Regions from separate parts of the Homo sapiens genome. Here region 2 is linked to region 1. A link is an interaction called in ENCODE POLR2A ChIA-PET data of the cell type or tissue named here. Cell type or tissue: OCI-LY7. All regions are shown on one strand. Each heading gives the region's core, and the rest is flanking DNA. Links, peaks and the distances in the headings are about the cores only.

The links. Peaks named below come from ENCODE experiments on the same cell type or tissue, not always from the same donor. Only the 100,000 strongest peaks of a DNase experiment are listed, where the experiment ranks them.
Region 2: POLR2A ChIA-PET joins it to region 1 with 5 read pairs; 2 of 35 experiments call an interaction of 5 or more read pairs at or near these places.

The regions. Positions count from the first base shown.
Region 1 is chr9:137,431,437-137,434,335 of GRCh38, forward strand. It overlaps NOXA1 (NADPH oxidase activator 1), which reads left to right. Exons shown (of 14, transcript NM_001256067.2): 9 at 1,593-1,638; 10 at 1,769-1,827; 11 at 2,017-2,171; 12 at 2,314-2,428; 13 at 2,529-2,643; 14 at 2,788-2,899. Among named protein-coding and RNA genes, the nearest start is that of ENTPD8, 8.5 kb to the right of the region's middle. In OCI-LY7, for the core only: no CTCF peak of the experiment used is centred there; no DNase peak of the experiment used is centred there.
Region 2 is chr9:137,657,805-137,660,703 of GRCh38, forward strand. The region is part of intron 1 of EHMT1 (euchromatic histone lysine methyltransferase 1); the gene reads left to right. Among named protein-coding and RNA genes, the nearest start is that of EHMT1, 40 kb to the left of the region's middle. In OCI-LY7, for the core only: a CTCF peak has its summit at 2,524; a DNase peak (open chromatin) is centred at 1,167; H3K4me3 peaks cover 1,241 bases; H3K27ac peaks cover 2,500 bases.

The DNA.
Region 1 (2,899 bases), core at 137-2,636:
GAGCAGCTCGCTGGGGGGTAGACGGGGCCGGGCTCACCCGTGGTCCTGGCCCAGCCCAGCCAGATGGGAGGATGCCTGGCTGTGCCCGAGGCGAGTGGGCATTGGCCATCAGGACAGGAGAGAGGTGGTGTCCAGTGGAGACATCCACGTAGCCCTGCAGGCCCTCAGCCCCCAGGACCACCTCAGTTTGGCCATTGCCCCTCCCCTCCCACTGGGGTGCGAGTGACCAGGAGTGACCCAGCTGGGGACAGGCGGGAGGCAGGACAGCTCTGGAGGGGCCCCAAGGCTCCCGCCCCCCATGGGGGCCCAGCAGCGACTCCATCCCCCGAGTCCTCCCGGACACCCCGGCACCTGGGGAGAGGCGGAGGAAGGCAGGAACCCCAGCTGCTCCCAGGGTGGCAGCCGTGGGCGGAGGCTCTGCTGCAGGATCCGGGAGGCCCAGAGAAGGCACCTGCATTTCACGCTGAGCGCATCTGAGGATGCGATCAGGAAGCAGCCCCGGCACTCTCTCTTTATGGATGCCCACTTCCAGTTTAACCGTGGCATCCCGGGGGCAAGGGCGCCCTCCAAGCTGTGCTTCACTAATTCCCTCAGGGTTTGGAACTATTTGCCCAGTTCCCACGATGGGCCTTTAAGCTCTCGTCCTTCCTAACCTAAGGCAACTTCAACCATCTGATAAATCTAATAATAAGTTACAATCGAGGCCGGGCACAGTGGTCTGTAATCCCAGCACCGTGGGAGGCTGAGGTGGAAGGATTGCTTGAGCCTGGGAGGTGGAGGCTGCAGTGAGCCATGACAGTGCCACTCCACTCCGGCCTGGGCAAGACAGCAAGACCCTGTCTCAAAAAAAAAAAAAAAAAAAGCCAGGCGAAGTGGCTCACGCCTGTAATCCCAGCACTTTGGGAGGCCTAGGCAGGCGGATCACAAGATCAGGAGATCGAGACCATCCCGGCTAACATGGTGAAACCCTGTCTCTACTAAAAAATACAAAAAATTAGCTGGGCATGGCGGCGGGCACCTGTAGTCCCAGCTACTCAGGAGGCAGAGCCAGGAGAATGGCGTGAACCCAGGAGGCGGAGCTTATAGTGAGCCAAGATGGCGCCACTGCACTCCAGCCTGGGCGACAGAGCGAGACTCCCTCTCAAAAAACAACAGCAATGCCTGACCCTCAGGGTCTAGCCAGCGCTGGGCTGTGACTTTGTGACTTGCAGCTGGTGAACTGGTCTCCTGCTCAGTGCCCAACTCAGGGCACACGGTTAATGTCGAGCCCACACAGAGGCCGGGGCCCAGGGACTGGGTCCTCAGCTTCCTGGGGTCACTGGGGAGCCCACCCACCTGGAGCTGCCACCTCGGTGGGCCTTGGGGGACGGGGCGCTCCCTCCTGGTGACAGGCAGCCTCTAGGTCTGCAGGGACCCAGCCCCATCCTAAGGCAGCCGACTTGTGGCCAGTGCCCTGAATTCAACACCCACAGACCACCTGCTGGGTGCTGGCCGGGCACACAGGCCACACCCTTGGTGTGGGCTCTGCGAGGACAGTACCGGCCTCCAGCACCTGACCGCCCCAGCCCACCCAGCCTGTGCTTCTCTTGCAGAGGCCCCAGGTGGAGCAAGTTGGCAAACAGGCTCCTCTCTCCCCAGGTATGGGCGTCCTCAGCGGCGGGGTCCCCGGGTGAAGGAGGAAGCTGCTGGTGCATGGGTGCCGGCTGCCCTCCACCCACAGGGCCCACTTTGGTGGTAGTGGCTGTGTCAGTCTTGCTCTGTCCTACAGGGCTGCCGGCAATGGGGGGGCCTGGCCCCGGCCCCTGTGAGGACCCCGCGGGTGCTGGGGTAAGAGGCTCTAGACCCTTCACCTGTCAGTCACCTGAGGGAGGCTGAGGCCAAGCCCCATCCCTCAGAATCAAGGCTTGCAAGCCCCCCTCACCTGCCCAGTCTCTGTCCACACCCCTCGGGCTGAAGACGGCCCTGACCAGGCCCTGGGCCTCAGCGACCACCCCTCCCCCTCCTGCCTGGACCCAGGGAGCAGGTGCAGGGGGCTCCGAGCCCCTGGTGACTGTCACCGTGCAGTGCGCCTTCACAGTGGCCCTGAGGGCACGAAGAGGAGCCGACCTGTCCAGCCTGCGGGCACTGCTGGGCCAAGCCCTCCCTCACCAGGCCCAGCTTGGGCAACTCAGGTGGGCCAGAAAGCCCCCGGTGGCTGCGGTGGAGCTGGGCACCGCCCCGACTGAGGCAGCTGCTGGAAGAGGGGGTGGCAGAGGTCACTGCCCTCCCTGCAGGCCCCACCCAGGAGGCCCCCTCTGAGGAATCTCTTTGCAGTTACCTAGCCCCAGGTGAGGACGGGCACTGGGTCCCCATCCCCGAGGAGGAGTCGCTGCAGAGGGCCTGGCAGGACGCAGCTGCCTGCCCCAGGGGGCTGCAGCTGCAGTGCAGGGTGAGCCAAGGGCGAGGCAGGGGCAGGGGCACCCTGAGGGGCGGTGGAGGCCCCTCCTCCCAGTGCCCGGCCCGACCTGCAGCCCACTCTCCTGCCTCAGGGAGCCGGGGGTCGGCCGGTCCTCTACCAGGTGGTGGCCCAGCACAGCTACTCCGCCCAGGGGCCAGAGGACCTGGGCTTCCGACAGGGGGACACGGTGGACGTCCTGTGTGAAGGTAGGGTGGGCATGGCCCTTCCCAGGCAGCACCGTGGTGCCCGGGGTGTGGGGGGCTTAGAGCTCGGCCTGTGCTGTGAGCAGACGTGGCACCCAGAGGCCACGCCTGGGTAACGCCCTGCAGAGCCCGATGTCCCCCTTGCAGTGGACCAGGCATGGCTGGAGGGCCACTGTGACGGCCGCATCGGCATCTTCCCCAAGTGCTTCGTGGTCCCCGCCGGCCCTCGGATGTCAGGAGCCCCCGGCCGCCTGCCCCG
Region 2 (2,899 bases), core at 207-2,706, 230 kb after region 1:
ACCTCCACTCCACTGCCCTTCCCAGCCTCTGCAAACCATCCTTCTACTTTTTTTTTTTAATACTGCTTCTACAAGTGATAGCCCCTAGACGTCCTTCTACTCTACCATCTCCATCAGTTCAGTCATTTTAATTTTTAGCTCCCCCACATAGATGAGAGCATGTGAAGTTTGTCTTTCTGTGCCCAGCTGATTTCACTTAACACAGTGACCTCCAGTTCCATCCTAGTTGTGGATGATGGGATCTCATTCTGTTCATGGCTGAATACTGCCTCATTGTGCCTGTGTGCCACGTTTTACCTTCTGCTTCTTTCGTTCTCCTTCCTTCTGTCACTCGCGGCTCTTCCTATCCAGAATGGTCTTTTTCTCCATTTGGTCTCACTTTGTCACCCAGGCTGGAGTGCTGCGGCATGATCTTGTCTCACTGCAGCCTCCGCCTCCTGGGTTCAAGTGATTCTTGTGCCTCAGCCTCCTGAGTAGCTGGCATTACAGGCTGGTGCCTCCACACCCGGTTAATTGTTGTATTTTTAGTAGAGACGGGGTTTCACCATAGTGGCCTGGCTGGTGTCGAACGCCTGAGCTCAAGTGGTCCACCTGCCTCAGCCTCCCAAAATGCTGGGATTAGAAGCGTGAGCCACCGCACCCAGCGCCCAGAATGGTCTTTTTCAGACTTCAGAATTGCTTTCCCTGGTTCTTGTATCTAAGGTAGCTTCTCCTGTGTTTCTGTCCCTTTACCTTGGTTTATTTATCATCATCTGCAATTATCTTTTGTTTTTTTTTAATGGCTTTTTATAAAATTGCATAGAAAAATGAATTTTTCTTTTTTTTTGAGACAGGGTCTTGCCCTGTAGCCCAGGCTGGAGTGCAGTGGTGCGACGTTGGCTCACTGCAGCTTCAACTTCCCAGGCTCAAGCGATTTTCCCACCTCACCCTCCTGAGTAGCTGGGCCTACAGGTGCATACCACCATACCTGGCTATTTTTAAAAAATTATGTGTGTGTGTTTGTAGAAACAAGGTCTCACTGTGTTGCCCAGGCTGGTCTCAAGCTTTTGACCTCAAGGGATCCTCACACCTCAGCCTCCCAAAGTGCTGGGATTATAGGCATGAGCTACTGTGCCAGCCCAGGAACACTTCTGTGGTTGTCTTTTCTCTTGGGCTGGAGTGGAACTGCTGAACCATCGTAGACATCCTGCAAGCCCACATCCTCTTTCCTTGAGTTTGAGTCAATTGAATGTGTGTAAAACGGCATGTCATTATCATCTTATTTGGTTTTTCTTATTTTTCTTACTAATGTTGAACATCTAAATACATTATGTTTGTTGTGCCATCAAATACTAGATCTTATTCCAGGGTTTTCCTCCCAAAACATAATGTATTTTTCTTATTTTTGGTTTTTCTTCTTTTCTTATTAATGTTGAACATCTCCAATGTGGTACTTGGTTGGCTTTTCTGTGAAATGTCTATAGATGTCCTTTGCCCATTTTTTCATGCTTTGTGCTTATTATTTTGCAGTTCTTTGTATATTCTTAATTTTTTGTTGTTTCTGTGTATTATGAATATAGTCTCCTAGTTTGACAGTCCTTTTTGTATTTCTAAAATTAATTAATTAATTAATTAATTATTTTTAGAGACAGGGTCTTGCTATGTTCCCCAGGCTGGACTTGAACTCTTGGGCTCAAGCAGTCCTCCCACCTCAGCCTTTCAAGTAGCTGGGAATGAAAGTGTGTGCCGCCATGCCTGGGTCCCTTTAAAAAATTTTTTTTTTTTTTTTGGAGACAGAGTCTCTGTTGCCCAGGCTGGAGTGCAGTGGGTGCAATCATGGTTCACTGCGGCCTTGACCTCCCTTGCCTAGGTGATTGTACCACCTCAGCTTCCCGAGTAGCTGGGACCACCTACTACTGATGGTCCACCATAGTAGGCATGTACCACCACACCTGGCTAATTTTTGTATTTTTTGCAGAGATGGGGTTTCTCTATGTTGCCCAGGCTGGTCTCAAACTCGTGGGCTCAAGTGATCCGCCCACCTCGCCCTCTCAAGTGCTGGGATTACAGATGTGAGGCACTGCGCTTGGCCCCCTTTTGTATTTTAAGAGACTTTTCTTTCTCTTGCAGTCCAAAATGTATTTACCTAGATAGGTAGTGCTTAGCCGAGGTTTTGTTTTTGGCATGTAATTGACCTTTTTCTGTGATTGACCTTTTTCTTTTTTTAATGTAAATCATGTGAAGCAGGGATTCGATTTCATCTTTCTTCATGTGCCGGTGTGGTGGCTCACACCTGTAGTCCCAGCACTTTGGGAGGCTGGCAGGAGAATCGCTTGAGCTCAAGAGCTCGAGACCAGCCTGGGCAACAAAGTGAGACACCATCTCTACAAAAAATACAAATATTAGCTGGGCATAGTGGCACGTGCCTGTGGTCCTAGCTAATAAGGCTGAGGTGGGAGGATGACTTGAGCCTGGGAGGCAAGCAGAAGTTGCAGTGAGCTGAGATTGCACCACTGCCCTCTAGCCTGGGTTACAGAGCCAGACCCTGTCTCAAAAAAATTTTTTCCTCATCTTTCTTCATGTGTATAATCATTTTTCCTAGCTTTAGGTATTGAGCAAGCCCTCCTTTCTTCGTCAGCCTGTCATACCGTATCCCACAGTTCAAATGTGTGGGGGTTTCTGTTTTGTTTCTGTTTTTTTAGAGACAGGCTCTCACTCTCTTGGCCAGACTGGAGTGCAGTGGCGTTCTGGATATTTTTGGCCACTTATTCTTCAATATTAACTCTAGAATCATAAAATTTCATGAACAATCCTGTTCGGATATTAATTGGAATTGCACTGAATCTATGGATCAATTTTGTGTGAATCCACATCTTCACAATATATCTGACTATTTGTGAGCACAGTATATTTCTCTCTT